Linked DNA regions of Homo sapiens: region 2 is linked to region 1. A link is a loop called in an ENCODE intact Hi-C map of the cell type or tissue named here. Cell type or tissue: mammary epithelial cell. All regions are shown on one strand.

Region 1 (8,000 bases):
TTTAGAAAGGTATCTAACACTGGTACATATTCTATTCTGTTGCCAGAATAATCTTGATAAACCACGAATTGGATCATGTTAAATTCCTGTTTAAAGTTTTTCAGTGAATCCTGTTGCCTTTGAGATAAAATCCAAACTCATTAGAATCCTTCAAGATCCACTGCCTCCCTCATTTCTCATGCCTTCCTATCTACACAGCAGTCATGAAGTTCCCGAACTTGCTCCTCACTTACACATCTCTACATCTCTTGCCTACAATGATTTTTCTATTTATTTTCTCCTACTCATCTTCAAAACTTAGCTCAGTAACAGTCTCTTCAAAGAGGTTTTCTCCAATCCTCAACCATCCAGGGTCTACCTCAAAGAACCTATCATACTTTATCATAATTTCCTGTTTGTCTGTCTTCTCACTAGATTATGAACTCCAGGAAGAGGCTATATTGTTTTAGGTCTGGATAACCAACAATTAGCCCATTGTAGATGCTTTTAAAATGCTGAATAAATTAATTAATGAATAAAGACACTCAGTACTCTGCTCCTTTTGCAAGGAAAGGATTTAACAGTCAAGAATCCTTTTTGCCTTCTGTTTAGTCAAGGAAAGTTTTCTGATTGGAGAAGAATTTCAAACAAGGTTTGCAAAAAAAATAAAAGCACCTAAAGCTTCCTCTCAAAGCAACTGGCATCCCTCCCCCAACCCCACATTCGAATTACACTTACCAGGGAAGGACTAGCTAGCATGCAGTGGAAATTCCAATAGAAGGGGAGGCCAGAGAGCTCACTTCGCACCCGTAGAATCAGTGCATCTGCCACACAATCACAGGAGAAGGTAGCTTCGCTAGGGTGAGCAGCGTCCTTCAACAATGGGCGAAGGAGATTATCCAAATGACAGAGGAAAGCTGCAGGAGGAGCAGTGAGCCGCTTGTTCAGCTCCTAAAGAGAGAGCAGTGGTACAGAGTAAGGGTGCTAAAAGGAAACTAATTCCCTCATAAGTAACAGCAAAGGAAAGCCCTGGTTAACACGAAGGCAATGGACATGAGAGGAAGGGGAGAGAAGATAAAAACATCACAAGGGGAAAGAAGAAAACAAAAAGAAGAGAGTCACAAAGACCAATTGGCCTACTTCACAATTCTGCCTTGGGCAAGATTAAATCACAAAAGGCCTATCTAGATCAAATAATATATTCATTATCATGCATAGGGTAGGGAAACTAACTTTCTTTCTCTCTCTCTCTCTCTCTCACACACACACACACACACACACACACACACACACACACACACACACAAAGATTCCAGGCAGAAGTACAGGTAGAAGTACAGGACATTAACTGGAATTGTCTCAACCCGATTCAACCTTCCTTGGGAAACTACAGGCCAGCAAGCTGGTTGATGTTCACATCCCCGACACAGCAGTACTTCTCCTCATACTTACCTTGGCTCGCTGGCTGACCACACTAGTGTCCACCTGTTCATGCCACACCTGTTGAAGATCTGAAACCAACAAGGCATAGCCCTGCTTGGTGATAAAAACCTTGGCCAAGAGGGAGTTCTCTGCAAGCTGTAGCCACGCCCATGGCTGCATCAACAGGCCTTGCTCCAGTTCTTCCATCTGCAAAAAAGTCCTCATTTAGTAAAGAGCCTCAGGGTCATGCTGGCCTAGGGAGGGCACCACCCAAACCAGTCTGTATCAACTAAAATCTCATGAAAATCCTCCCTGATAAAATAGAAGGCATGGATTTACGTTCTCCCAGTATACAACCAGCTGAGCACTGACTTTACTACCTCCTGGCCACTAAAAGTATATTTAAAATCTTGAGGGTTTTTTTTTTCCCATATTACATTCCTAGAGGACAGAAAATCTTTCTTCCATAGTGTTTAAACCTCAGCATATTGCTGTTAGTATTTCTGCTTTCTAATACTATAACATAACGTGGAAACCTAAACCCTTCTTGTTCCATCTTTATCACATTCCTAATAAATATGTCACTCCTATCCTTTCCCAGAACTAGAAGAGAAGGAATAGTTCTTGTCTTATAAAACATCATAAGTCATAGTGTCAGGGCCAGGAAATTCGAAGTATTTGATCATTATCTAAAAACAAAGTTTAGGAAGCTCTCAGGATTTTTTTAAAAATCCCTAAAACAGGTTCTTAATCTAGAGTCAATGCATGTGAATCCTCTAGAATTATATGAAAATGTTATGTGTACACGCATATATGCATGGGGAGGGGGAAGAGGTCTACAGCTATCATCAAACTCTCAGGGATCGATGACACAAAAAAGAGCTAAGAACCTGTGTCCAGGAGCAACAGAAAAGACCTAAATTTCATTTCAACAAAAACCAGAATGACTAGGAAATCATGAATACAAGGCAGAGCACATCACAGAGGTAAAGACTGAATTAACTTCCACTTAACTCATCCTCCACATTCCCACTCCAGTGCACTGCCACCAATGACAACATGCCCAGCCTGGAACCCCTGCAAAACAACTTTTCTATCTCAGCAGCTAAAGTAGTAGGCTTAACCTAGTAGACAATCAGAACTACGGCTGCTTGACAGAGAATGTGATTGTTTTTCCTGTGGGGGAGAAAAAAATATGTCAATTTCCTTCATTATTCCAGTCTACAAATATAAAATGAACAGAAGTACCAGGAAGGAAAAATTTAGAATGTAAATAATGAAATTCCTTATTAAGTCTGATTAACACAGTCATTTCCCCTAGCTTTTGAAGTGTGCCCTTGTGACTTGTGACATAACTTTATATATATATGCATATATATATGCATATATATATATGCATATATATATGCATATATATATGCATATATATATGCATATATATATATGCATATATATACATATACGTGGTGATCTTTCTTTATGGCATCCTCAAAGCCTTGTGTTTGGAGGATGGTGTTTCCGTCACATTTCCCACATGCTGCTCTTATGGGGACAGAAGTGGTCATGGGATGATTAAGCTAGTCCTAGCCGGACAAGAGCTCCACAATGCCAAAGGTCACAAACGCGAATAAAGTCGCCACTTTCATCTCCCTTATAGGCACTCCCCAGTGTACTCTTAACAGTTGCCAAAATTGGGTTTACTATTCTAGCCCATTCCTTCGGAAAGCCCGGAAGCTCAGAACCCTCAAATTGATGGGTTTTGTTTGTCTGTTGGGTAAAGGGGGAGGAGTTTAAAATGTGGCCAGGAGTAACGGGCCCTATAAAAAGGCCTGACACATTGGGCACCAGACCCCGGCTGCCTGCTCCCACCACACGCGTCCCGTTCTGCGTCCGAAGCTTCTACACTTCATCCTTTTCTTTTTTCCTTCAAGGCTGCCTCTAACATTCACATTAACGAGATTCACGGGTTTATTTCTCTTGAGTGGAGGGGCGCTGAGCGGCATCCCGGCGGAGGGGTCCCTTGAGAACCTTTATCTGCACCGAGTCCGCTCCTCAGCAGTGACCCCTCTGGGCAGTTCCTCCGACGCCCTGCAGAGGGCAGTAGAGGCCCAGAGAGCATCCCGGCTGGGCCCCGCCCGGTCCCCCTGGGACAGCGCGAACCCTAGGTCCCACCACAACCATAGCCCCACCCCAGGAGCCGCCAGGCGTCCCGCTTCCACCCGCCCCAGCTATAACAGCCTTCGCTGTCCGCCTTCCCATTTCTACAGCACTGGCTGCACTGGGGCGCGGCTTCAAGGGGCAACAAAGCCGGCCACCAGCGGCTTCGTCGCACCAAACAGGCGACCAACGAGTACCTTCACTCGAGCCCTACCATCCACGCCGGGCAGCAGCCAGCGGACTGCGCACGCGCGGCCCCGCCCACCCCTCCCCCGGAGGCCTGCCCTGGACCCCGGCAGCGCGCGCTCCCTCCAGGGAGAAAAGGCCAGCGCCAGGGCCAACCCGCAGCGTCTGAGCAGCCCCTCGCTGGCTTGCTCCTGCCCGGACTCGAACGCGATTCCACCTACCGTCAGCGGCCGCGAGAGCGCCCACTCTCTTAGCCGCACGCACGCTTTCCTGCCCGCTCGCGCAAACCGAAAGGCCTAGAGTAAGAGGCCGCTTTCCCCCCACCGCAAGAGGAGGCAGGGTCTTGGGATACAGGGGCGGGGCCTATGCCTGGCGTGGGCGGGGCTTCTGGGCCTGGGACACTGATGAGAGGAGCGCCCCAGTGGCCAGGGTAAGTGGAGGAGAGGCCGGGCAGCCGGCTAGTAGAAGGGTAGTGGCGCGTCTTGGAGTCACGCTGGCCGAGTGGAAAGAATAGCGGGCGAGGCGCAGGAGAGGGGAGCCCAGGTTTGGATTTGTCAAACTTGAGTCACTTCTCTTCCCTCCCCTACCTATCCGGTCTCTTTTTAACAAAATAAGGGATTGAACTTCTGTAGATGATCTCTCAGGTCCTCCACCAGCACTAGAGTTGTTGAAGGAAGGAGTCTCCCAGGCATAAGTCCCATAGTCCGACCTCATCCTTTACCTCTCCTGCTTCATTTCTCCATCATCCCCGTACTTATACTCCCTCACTACTGAGAAATTTGAAACCCCTCACCTATCTTGGACTTTGTACAACCCATGGCTTTGCTCAAGCTGGACCCCGAACCTGAAAACTTCTCTGCATCCATTTTCCAAAACCAAAAATCCTCATTTGTCAAGGCCATCCTCATTGCTTCTTGCATAAAGCCTTTCCCACTGTCCCCAATCAGAATTCATTATCCCTTCCTCTTTGCTCCCACGGCATTATTTTAATCTTTATTACAGACTGCTTTCTGCTTTGCATTTTCGTTAGTAATTACAAAGGTCTTTTTAAACCGTAAATGCCTTGAGACGGCATGGACCCTGTCTTATCCCTGTAGTTCCAGGACCTTGCACATGGGAGATGCTCAGTAAGTATTAAAGTGAATGCTGGGGTTCAAGTGGCATTGATAGTACACAGGCAAAATCTCAATCATTCATGGTCCACTAAATCATGGCCTCTGCTCTGGAACAGTTAGGCCTAATTAAGACAAGGAAAGGCAACCCACCCTATTGGGAAATGGAACCTCTAGACAGTCCCATGTAATACACACACACATATCCTCTGCCTACAAGAAAGAACAGTTTGGGAGCTGACTCTCCAGCAGATGAGAGTTAGGGCTAAATTAACCAGGGCAGAAGTAGGCGTTCTGGTCATTTCTGGGACCTAAACCCTTCTCTGCTAGATTCAGGGCATGGCTCCCCTGAGCCAGGCAGCAAGTCTGCCATCTCTTCTGGCTCAGAGGAGCCTCCTTCCTCATCCCCAGGGTCTTCAGGCAGTGGGCAGAGGCAGTGGAGAGGCTGGGGGATGCAGGGACAGAGGTTTTGGATGGGGAAAGGAAGTCTGTACACTTGAGCAGCCTTCTCCCTGGGCTTCTGAGGCATTCGAGCCTCTTGGGCAGTGAAAGGAGATGGTAGCCCTTGACCTAGGCCTCGCTCAAGCTGTGTGCCTGCAAAAGAGAGGTTTGTCAGGCTATTGCCCATCCCAGGGAGGGATGGCTTCCTGGCCACTCCCCAGTCTGCTAGGGCCTAGCCTCAACTTACCAGGAATCGTGTTCTCTAGTAGGAAGCCTGAGAGTCCAGCCAGGAAGATGGGCTGTGTCAGCAGTGAGTGCAGTAATACATCCAAGGGGCTCCAGCCTATGAAGAGTTGGGGCCAGGCAGGAAGGGAACTCTGATCCTATATCCAAGCCCAGGAGTCTTACCCTCCCAGACCTAAACCTAAGCCTTGGACTAAGGACAGATCTTTCTGAATTGTCATTTCATCCCTCTCACCCTTTGTCTTTCTACTCTCCACTTTCCAAATCCAGGCCTTTCCCACAGGATTCCTGCTCAACACCCTGTGTTCTGATCATCCACACACCCTCCATATATGCTTTGACTATTCCAGGTTCCCTTTCTCTAGAAAGCGTAATATTTAAGTCCCAACCTCATCTCCCATTTTTTACCCTCTATGCTCTATCCTGGGTTTTTCAACCTCAGTCCTACTGACATCTTGGACCAGATAATTCTTTGTTGGGGGTGGTGGTGCAGGGGGGATGTCCTGTACAGTGTAGGATGTTTAGCAGCATCTTTCTATCCACTAAACCCTAGTAACAACTCCCTCTTCCTCCATTTGTAACAGCCAAAAATGTCTCCAGACATTGCCAAATGTCCCCATGGGGGCAAAATCACCCAGTTGAGAACTGGGTGAGACAAATTAAGCAATTTACTGCTCTCAGGACATATCCTAAGACTTCCCACTTCTGTGTCTTTGCATAAATGATGGTTCCTCCATCAGGAATGACCTTCTTCTCACCAAAGATGTTTAAAACTTACCATCCTTCAAGACCAGCTCTGTTACTGGATCACCTCAAACAGAAGCTATCTCTCTTGCCACTGAGCACTGTAGCTCTTTATCTGAACCTTTCCTGTTATTTTCCTACACATCTCATCTCTTGTACTACGCTGTAATAACGGAAGGCATCTTTGTATTCCAAATGGCTAGCATAGTGCTCAATAAATATCTGTTAAACAAATGGATGAAGTATTTACACCAAAGCCCAGAGAAGGCTGTGGGGCCAGGAGTCCGGGCAGCCTGAAGCCTCAACTTGCTTTCCTGCTACTGAGCAACGCCTCTTCCCTTCCACCTACCTGTGCTGAACAGGACTGGGGCTTCCCGAAACCATCTTGGCAGCAGCAAGGCCATGAAGATGGAGAAGCCCACAATGAAGATATTTCGCCCAGAGTCTATGTCAGCCAGGTAGAAGCTGGAGAATCCAGCAGACAAAACCACAGCCTGGGTCACCCCCAGCACCCCACCTGTCTCATACAGAAGAAATCAAGGGGGTCAGGAGGAGTCAAGGGGGCTCACATAGCATGGAGTATTGCAGGGCAAGCAGGTTGTAATGGGAAACAAATAAAACCCAAGAGAATGATTTTTGTTTTTTTTGTTTTTTTGTTTTTTTGGTTTTTTTTTGAGAGCAAGTCTCACTGTAACGCCCAGCCTGGAGTGCAGTGGTGCAATCTCGGCTCACTGCAACCTCCGCTTCCTACTCCCGGATTCAAGCGATTTCTCCTGCCTCAGCCTCCCGAGTAGCTGGGATTACAGGCATGTGCCACCACGCCCAGCTAATTTTTGCACTTTTAGTAGAGACAGGGTTTCATCATGTTGGCCAGGCTGATCTCGAACTCCTGACCTCAAGTGATCTGCCTGTCTGGGCCTCCCAAAGTGCTGGGATTACAGGTGTGGGCCACCACGCCCAGCCTGAGGCTGATTTCTGATTCTTCAGGAAGCCCAGAAGCCCAATCAAGAGAAGACCAAAATGTTGGGCTGAGAAATTGAGGCTGACACATGCTCATATCCATCCATCCATCCATCCATCCACCCATCCATCCAGGAAAGCTATTTAGAAGGAAAGGGTGCCATCCTAAAGAACTGATCAGGCCACACTGGGGAGTAGCAGTTCAATACCAGCCCTGTTGATACATCCACTCACCAACAACAGGCAGTGGGATGGTGGTGAGGAGCTGAGCCAACCTGGGGGAGAGTCCAAGCCCCACGCAGAGTAGCCCCACTAAGTGAGCCACTTGCTGAGATCCAGCCTGCATGAAGAAAAGACACTGGAAAACACAGCCACTTCCTCAGACTGTCCCAGGTCTTTGCCTTACTGGTTCCTTCTCATCATTTGGATCCCAGCTCAAATGTTACTCTTCCAAGAAGCCTTCCTGGCCAGTCTATCTAAACGTGCCTCCTTTCCATCCCACTACCCTGATTTTTTTATATAGCACTTATTGCCTTCTGAAATTTTCTTCACTTTTCTTTTTTTAATTTTTAATTTTTTGAGATGGAGTCTCGCTCTGTCGCCCAGGCTGGAGTGCAGTGGTGCGGTCTCGGCTCACAGCAACCTCTGCCTCCCAGGCTCAAGCGATTCTCCTGCCTCAGCCTCCTGAGTAGCTGGAATTATAGGTGCACAACACCATGCCCAGCTAATTTTTGTATTTTTAGTAGAGACAGGGTT
Region 2 (8,000 bases), 370 kb after region 1:
ACAGCCAGACTAAGGGATGGATAGAGAAGAAAGCAAATAGGATAGAGAGTGCAGTGGGCAAGGGACAAAAAGGTCAGGGGGCATCCAGGACAATGGGAGAGAAAGAGGCCAAGGGGATGGACAGGTCAACAGAGGGCAGGGGCAGAGAAACAGAGTCCAAGTGGATAACTGATCAGGGGCAGGGACAGACGGGTCAGGCGGATAGAGAAGGACTCGAGAGACAGACTGAGATCAGGAAACAGAGGCTAGCGAGGCAGACAGACCCAGGCTGGGGTTCAGGCCAACACTAAAGGGGAGGTGATCAGAGAAGGACAGGCAGGTGCTGGCCAGAAGGAAGGTGGGGGAGGGGACCTGAGTGTCAGTGTACAGCACAGACATAGTCCTGTCTAGGAGCTGTCAGCCAAGGCCGGGAGGGGCTTTGGGAGGACACATGCCCCAGCTAGGGCCAGGAGCGTGGACCTGGAGCTAAGGCAGAGAGAGAGGGAGGGCCAGACCAAAGGAGGACATGGGGGTCTGAGATGGGGACACGGCCCAGAGGCTGAGAGCTGGTGATCTGGAGATAGCCCCTCTGCCATCAGGACACTCCCTGGCCCACGACCTTCCCCTTTCCGTGACCGGACCCTGGACTCTCAACTCCTTTGCATACTGCCCCCTCTTCCTGGGCCAGTCCATGGGGAGGGAGCAGTGGACAACCTGTGGGACCTTGTGGCAGAGCTGCCGTGCCGTCTCCATGGAAGAAGCTGTGGGCTGTGCTGCCACCAGAGTTCTGCCACTTAGGAGCTGATGGCTCCACCCACCCCTGCCTGCCTGGCCCAGGGACTGTCTCCTGGGCAACGCTGTGCTCTGACCAGCAGTCAGGACTGACCCGGGCTGTGCAGGTGGCCTCCTCCTGCCAGTCTGGCCAGTCCGTTCCCTGCAGAGTATCCCTGAGACCCAGACAACTTCCACCCATCTCCCTTTGTCACCCCGACTCTGCACAGCCACCTTGAGGGTTTGTGTGCCAAGGAACCACCACCCTCGCCAGCTGGGCATTCGTTCTGCCCTGTGTAGGGTGGGCTCGGTTCCATGTAGCATGTGTCTGTGTGTGTCTGTTGGAGGTACCAGGTAGGGACGCTGCCCCAGCCCCTCCGAGAGTCAGGAGCCTCCAAGAGCCATTCATTCACTGAACACCCACCAGGTGTTCTATAAGCACCTACTGTGCTTTGACCTGGGGTTCAGTTCTGTTTGAATCTCGGCTGTCATTTATTTGCTGTGTGCCCTTAGCCAAGTCACTTTCCTTCTCTGAGCTTCAGGTACCTAATCATTAAATGGGGGCAAAAATACTTAGCTCATATGGGTTTCTTGGAGACTCAAAGGAGAAAATAGATCAAAAGCACCTATCACAGGACTTGGTACAAAGTCGGGATGTTTGATAGTGTTTGCTTTCCTTCCTCCCACCTCATACCTCCTTCTGCAAATCTCGCTGGGCTCTGGGGATGCCAAGAGGGAAACAGGACTCCTGGTCACATGGAGTTCATGGTCCCATGGGTGAGGCTGAGCTTCAGAGACACCACAACGGTGCCTGGCAGTCAGGGCTCCGCCGAGGTGGTGCTGAATGCTGAGGGACATGAGTGAGGAGCTCATAACGTGGGTACCCCACGTCGCCCATGCCTTCTTTAGCCTTTCAACTGGAGCATATACGCAAAACTGGCTGTGTCAGCAAGAGCTGATTCTAGCATCTTCTTGGTTTGAAATAGGAAGAGGTTGAGTACTTTCAGATTTCTACAAATACTAATATATGCCTCCCATCAGCATTTCCCACACCACCAGGACCCAGGAATTTTGTTTTTCTGTTTTTTTGAGACAGAGTCCTGCTCTGTCACCCAGGCTGGAGTGCAGTGGCGTGATCTCAGCTCACTGCAACCTCTGCCTCCTGGGTTCAAGCGATTCTCCTATCTCAGCCCCCTGAGTAGCTGGAACTACAGGAGCCCGCCACCACACCCAGCTTATTTTTGTATTTTTAGTAGAGACGGGAGTTTCACCATATTGGCCAGGCTGGTCTCAAACTCCTGACCTTGTGATCTGCCCTCCTCAGCCTCCCAAGTGTTAGTGTTGGGATTACATGCGTGAGTCCTGGGGTCTGGACTTTTTGTTGTTGTTGTTGTTGTTGTTTTTTGAGATGGAGTCTCACTCTGTTGCCCAGGCTGGAGTGCGGTGGTGTGATCTCAGCTCACTGCAACCTCCACCTCCTGAGTTGAAGCGATTCTCCTACCTCAGCCTCCTGAGTAGCTGGGATTACAGGTGCCCACCATGACACCCAGCTAATTTTTGTATTTTTAGTAGAGATGTGGTTTCACCATGTTGGTCAGGCTGGTCTTGAACTCCTGACCTCAAGTGTTCTGCCCTCCTTGGTCTCCCAAAGTGCTGGGATTACAGGTGTGAGCCACTGCACCTGGATGGGATAGAGGAATCTTGCACCAGGCCCATTTCAGAGTTCCTCCACCTCCAGTGACTTGCGATAAGAGCACAGGTCTAGAGTCGGGCTGTCTTGCTGGGTTCTCCTCCTTTACCTAGTGCCTTTCTACTCACAGTGTGGCCCATGGACTCTCAGCCTTGTCCAGCTCCCTCCCCACATCTGTTCTACCAGACTCTGCACTTTAAAAAGATCCCCCTGATTTGTGTGCACAATAGTGTTTAAGCCCTGGGCTTGAAAATCTTGGGAAACCAGTTGAATTCTCTGAGCCTCCATTTCTTTCTCTGTAGAATGGGGAGATAATAGTACCCACCTCACAGGGTAGTTGTGAGGATTCATCCAGATAGAACATGTGAAGCGTTTAGCACAGTGCATGGGGCATACTGAGTGCTCCTGAGCTGTCCATGACACCCACTCCTGCCCCACAGATGGATACATAGCAGGGAGGAGGGCAGGGGTGATACCTGTGGGGTCAAGGACTTGAATCTGGGAGCTGGTAAAGGTGTGTGGGGGATGTTGAGGGAAGGAGAGGACTTGGGGGACAGGAAAGGAATTGAAGAGAAGCCGATATGGAGAAGAAAGGGTGAGGAAGGTACAGAGGAACGATGCAGGAGGGAACGAGGAATGGGAGAAGAGAAAGGGACGGGACTGGGGCCCATTCCTGTCTCATCTACCTGGATGGGGCTGGGGCAGGAGCTGGATCCCGAGGTAGGCTAGGCTTGGAGTGGGGGGTGCCAGCAATGGTTTGCAGGAGCAGCTGGAGCCTCGCCCCTCGATGAGGTGCACCTCTCCTTCTTCCCAGCTGTGTGACTTTGGACGTCACTTCACTTCTCTGAGCTGTGATGTCCTCATCTGAAGTAGTTGGGATAACTACACCTAGCTGGTACTGAGGGGATGTGTGCAACGGTAGACGGCACTGTGTTCTGTAAACTCAGGGTGCTTTGTTTGTGGTGCACACGTTTTTGTTTCGGGAACGGGAGGCAGGGTGGTTGGGTGGTAGAAGAACTGTGGGAGAGGGGAGGATCAGGGCTGCGACTCCCAGAGCACTGCAGCAGGGTGGTCTACTTCTCAGGCATGGGGACTTCACCCTGCCCCCTAGGAGGTCTCAGGAGGACTCTCAGTTGGTTCGCTGCCCTCCACCCAGCCTCTCTCCCTTCTGCACTCCCCCTGTGTAGCCAGGCATTCAGGATCTCTTTTTCCTTCCACACCGCTTCCTGCCATTTCTTCCAGCTTTTACCAGTGGGAAATGTTCCCAAGGAGAGGGGAGGGGGAGCGGGAGAGAGTGATTGAGTGCGCCGACCCCTTGCCCTCAGGGAAGGTGCTGCCTGTGATGGGTTTGACCCAGGGGCTCGGCTCTGTTAGGGAAGCCTGGCAGGGGGGAACTAGAACCCGCCTCTCCCTCAGCCTGTTCTCCACCCCTGCCGCTGCGCAGCTCCTGGTGGCAGCTAAATCCCCAGCGGGAGCCTGGGCTTCCATCTCCGGGGCGCCAGCGCCATCTGCTGTCCATGCAGGAGAACTCTCCGCAGAGGAAAAGGGAGCCGGGCTTCTGTGCGGCAGAGACTGCTCATTCAAGTGTCCCTTGTGCCCTGCACTGGGCCAGAGGCTGGGGACACCAGACAGGCTCCTGCTCCTGTGCGGCATACATGCTCATTGAGGGAGATGGACAATGGACAGGAGACAAGTAGATGAACAAGATCATCTCAGGTCTTGATAAGTACCTTGAGCAAACCAACAGACATGTGGATGCATGGACGGTGACACTGAATGTGGCCGTGTGATGTAGGAGTGTGACATGCTGAGGCTTCAGTGATGGGCAGCTAGCCATACCATGAGTGTGTGTGCGGGGGCATTCCAGGAGAGGGGACAACAACAACAAAAGCCCGAGGAGAAAAGGAGTCCAGGTGTCTGAACTTGTCACAGACATGTGGGGGAGGTGGTGGGAGAGGCAGGCAAGGGCCACATCACATGGGCACTTTTGGGTTAGGGAAGGAGCATGACTTCATTATGTGGGAAATGGGAAGCTATTGTTGGGTAAGTCAGTTAGTGGTTTCATTGGATCTGAGCACTGTGGACTGGGCACCATGGCTTCCGGTAGGGAGGGGCAAGGGTGGACCAAGGTGGGAGAGCAGTTAGGAGGAGATGGCAAAATGAGGGTTGCTGGAGAAGGAAGGAAAGTGGATGGATTCTAAATGTATTTCAGAAGTGGGCTGGAGGCTGGATGTGGTGGCTCATGCTTGTAATCCCAGCACTTTGGGAAGCCAAAGCAGAAGGATTGCTTGGGCCCAAGAGTTCAAGACCAGCCTGGGCAACATAGAAAGACCCTGTCTCTACAAAAATAAAATAAAAAGTAAAAAAAAAAAAATTAGCTGGGCTTGGTGGCATATGCTTGTAATCCCAGCTGCTTGTCAGGCTGAAGCAGGAGGATGGCTTGAGTCTGGAAGGTTGAGGCTGCTGTGAGCCGAGATCGTGCCACTGCACACCAGCCTGGGCAACAGAGCAAGACCATATCTCAAAAAAAAAAGAAGAGAAAGAAGTGTCCCAGGACTAGCTGTTGGCTTGGATGCAGGAGTGATGGAAGGGGAGATTTCAGAAATTCCGACTTGAGAAACTGGGTGGATATAGTGGGGTGGTTTACTAGGGTGGAGGAAAACGGTGGGGGGAAGGCAGGGTTTGGGAAGGTGTTGATGTGCTGTTGGGTTGGAGATGCTTTCTAATCATCTAAGGGAGGCCATCAGTAGAAAAGTTGGCGCTGATTGGAGAGGCTGGGCTGTACATTGCTTGCTAGGATACGGGACTGGAGTGTCCAAGCAGATCTGGTGGCCCTCAGCAGGGAGCAGGGAACTTCGGAGTTGCCTTGGCCACTCCTTTCATCTCCCCTCCTGCTCTCTCACCCCACCTCCCAGGTCTATACTCGCTATGGGAAGTGTTACACCTTCAACGCGGACCCGCGGAGCTCGCTGCCCAGCCGGGCAGGGGGCATGGGCAGTGGCCTGGAGATCATGCTGGACATCCAGCAGGAGGAGTACCTGCCCATCTGGAGGGAGACAAGTACGCAGGCCGGAAAGGGACAAGGGCCACCTTGGGGACTGGGGCCTGGGCCCTCTGCCTGGGATGGGTTTCCAAAGGTCCCCATCTCTGCTGTGCAGATGAGACGTCGTTTGAGGCAGGTATTCGGGTGCAGATCCACAGCCAGGAGGAGCCGCCCTACATCCACCAGCTGGGGTTCGGGGTGTCCCCAGGCTTCCAGACCTTTGTGTCCTGCCAGGAACAGCGGGTGAGCATCTCCTGCTAGGCCCTGGATTGGGCACAGGGCTCGCCTTTGGGCTCAGAGGGGATGTGGAGCAAACCTGCCCTCTAGAAGCTCAGAGCCTGCCAGCTGTGTTGACTTTGCTGGGGCTGTGGGCACTGGAGGACTGGGTGGGATTCCTGAGCATGACCTCATCATGCCCCACCTCTGCAGCTGACCTACCTGCCCCAGCCCTGGGGCAACTGCCGCGCAGAGAGTGAGCTCAGGGAGCCTGAGCTTCAGGGCTACTCGGCCTACAGTGTGTCTGCCTGCCGGCTGCGCTGTGAAAAGGAGGCCGTGCTTCAGCGCTGCCACTGCCGGATGGTGCACATGCCAGGTGGGCACCCCACCCCCAGCCAGCCCTCCATGCCACCCTGCTAGGCTCCAGAGCCTCCCGGGGCAAGGCACTGCTCATGTGCACAGGCAGGTGCATGTATACAACATGTGTATGTGTCTGTACCCGTGTGAGTGTGAGTGTTTGGGATTTTTAAACATGGTTTCACATATGCATGTGGGAATGCCGGCATGCAGATGCCTGTGTGCATGTTAATATGTATTTGTGTACGTGCATGCTCATTTATATCCGTGGTTGCGTATTTGTGGGGGTTGTGTGTGTGGTGTTCAAGCACATTTATGCAAATGTGTGCATATGTGTGTGCATGCATGTATGTGCTTACATTTGGGCGTGTGGGGGACAGGGGAAGTGATCGTAGATTCCAGGAATAATCTTCTCTCCTTTCAGGCAATGAGACCATCTGCCCACCAAATATCTACATCGAGTGTGCAGACCACACACTGGGTCCGTGCTGCCTACCCTTTCCTACCTCTCCATCAGCCTCTTCATGTCTCTGTCCACTCTTCTCCTCACTGTCTTGGATCCTCCCCTCCCAATCTCTTCCTGGAGGGTTCTTCCTGGGGGTTGAGCCTTAGCCCATACTTCAGTGGGGTTGGGGAGAGGTCTGCGGACCTCTGCAGGTACAGACACTTGGGTAAGTGGAGGCAGCAGGGTGGGGGGTTGCAGAGAAGCCAGGACTGGGAGTGAAGGTCTGGGCTTCTCATCTTGGTTCAGCCAATGAGCTCACCCACTTTGAGAAAGTGAAATGACTTCTCTCTTGGTCTCAGGAAAAATGCATTGCTGGCTATCGGTGTGGGTAAGGCAAACCCCATCTGTCCACAGATCTTGCCTGATCTGCAGTTCATCCATCTATCCATCCATTCATCGATTCGCGCATTCTCCAGACCTTTACAGCCTGTGCTGGGTACTGGAGGTGAGAGTGGGGGCGACAGCCCTGCCCTTGGAGAGCTTACACCCCGGCAGGGCTGTGGACAGCCATTCCCACACAGCCCGTCAACTCCTGGAGAGGGGAGCCTCGGGTGTGCTGCAAGGCCCCAAGGAGGGGTGTGCAGCCCTAGCCTGGGAAGGTAGGGAGGATTCCTAGAGGAAGGGACACATTAGCTGAGGCTTGATGGGTGTATAAGAGTCAGGTGCAAAGGGGGACATACACTGAAGACCTGTGGCCAGAAAGAGCATGCTGTGTCCGGGGCACTGAAAGGTCTGTGTGGCTGCAGGGCAGAGAACAGGGGAGGGAGTAGAAAGAGTAGAGGAGGGAGGCCAGGCACGGTGGCTCACAAGTGTAGACCCAGCACTTTGGGAGGCCAGGGTCTGTGGATCACTTGAGCCCAGTAGTTCAAGACCAGCCTGGGCAACATGGTGAGACCCTGTCTCTGCAAAAAATAAAAAAGTGAACTGGGTGTGGTGGTGCACATCTATAGTCCCACCTATTCGGGAGGCTGAGGCAAGAGGATAGGCTTGAGCCTGGGAGGTTGAGGCTGCGGTGAGCTGGGATCACACCATTGCACTCTAGTCTGAGCTACAGAGTTACCCTGTCTCAAAAAAAAAAAAAAAAAAAAAAAAAAAGAGGAGGGAGGCTCTAGGAAGCCAACAAAGGCCTGTGGCAAGGCAGGAATGCCAGGTGAGTCCAATGAGATAGGAGGGGAGGAGACTCAAAGCCAGGGACTGGCGAAGCTGGCTGCAGTAATCCAGACACCTGGGGCCTTGGGGCTGGGTTTGAGACACTGGGCAGCCACACACATCCAGCCCTTCTCTGTCCCCCACACCACCTGCATCTGTCACAGGGGTGATTGGAGATGTTTAGTGAAGGAACAGATATGTGATCAGGAGTAAGGTGCCTGCAAGGCACAGCGGTAGACCACAGAGCTAGCAACATGGGGAGCCTTCATTCCCACCAGGCCTGCAGGAGG

Evidence for each region. Peaks named below come from ENCODE experiments on the same cell type or tissue, not always from the same donor. Only the 100,000 strongest peaks of a DNase experiment are listed, where the experiment ranks them.
Region 2: a loop joins it to region 1, with 14 times the contacts of the local background. A loop is called at or near these places in 17 of 110 quality-filtered maps.

The regions. Positions count from the first base shown.
Region 1 is chr2:219,156,755-219,164,754 of GRCh38, forward strand. It overlaps NHEJ1 (non-homologous end joining factor 1), which reads right to left and starts at 4,061. Exons shown (of 8, transcript NM_024782.3): 1 at 3,966-4,061; 2 at 1,432-1,608; 3 at 718-930. The coding sequence starts at 1,608. It overlaps SLC23A3 (solute carrier family 23 member 3), which reads right to left. Exons shown (of 12, transcript NM_001144889.2): 9 at 7,479-7,584; 10 at 6,634-6,801; 11 at 5,545-5,640; 12 at 4,711-5,450. The coding sequence ends at 5,155. RefSeq lists a silencer at 3,726-3,845. In mammary epithelial cell, a CTCF peak has its summit at 3,486 (motif pointing right); DNase peaks (open chromatin) are centred at 3,547, 3,807 and 4,077; H3K4me3 peaks cover 1,326 bases; H3K27ac peaks cover 279 bases.
Region 2 is chr2:219,526,403-219,534,402 of GRCh38, forward strand. It overlaps ASIC4 (acid sensing ion channel subunit family member 4), which reads left to right. Exons shown (of 10, transcript NM_018674.6): 2 at 5,356-5,500; 3 at 5,599-5,726; 4 at 5,913-6,075; 5 at 6,481-6,537. Among named protein-coding and RNA genes, the nearest start is that of ASIC4-AS1, 13 kb to the left of the region's middle. RefSeq lists an enhancer at 5,841-6,438. In mammary epithelial cell, a CTCF peak has its summit at 3,949 (motif pointing left); DNase peaks (open chromatin) are centred at 3,929 and 7,719; H3K27me3 peaks cover 145 bases.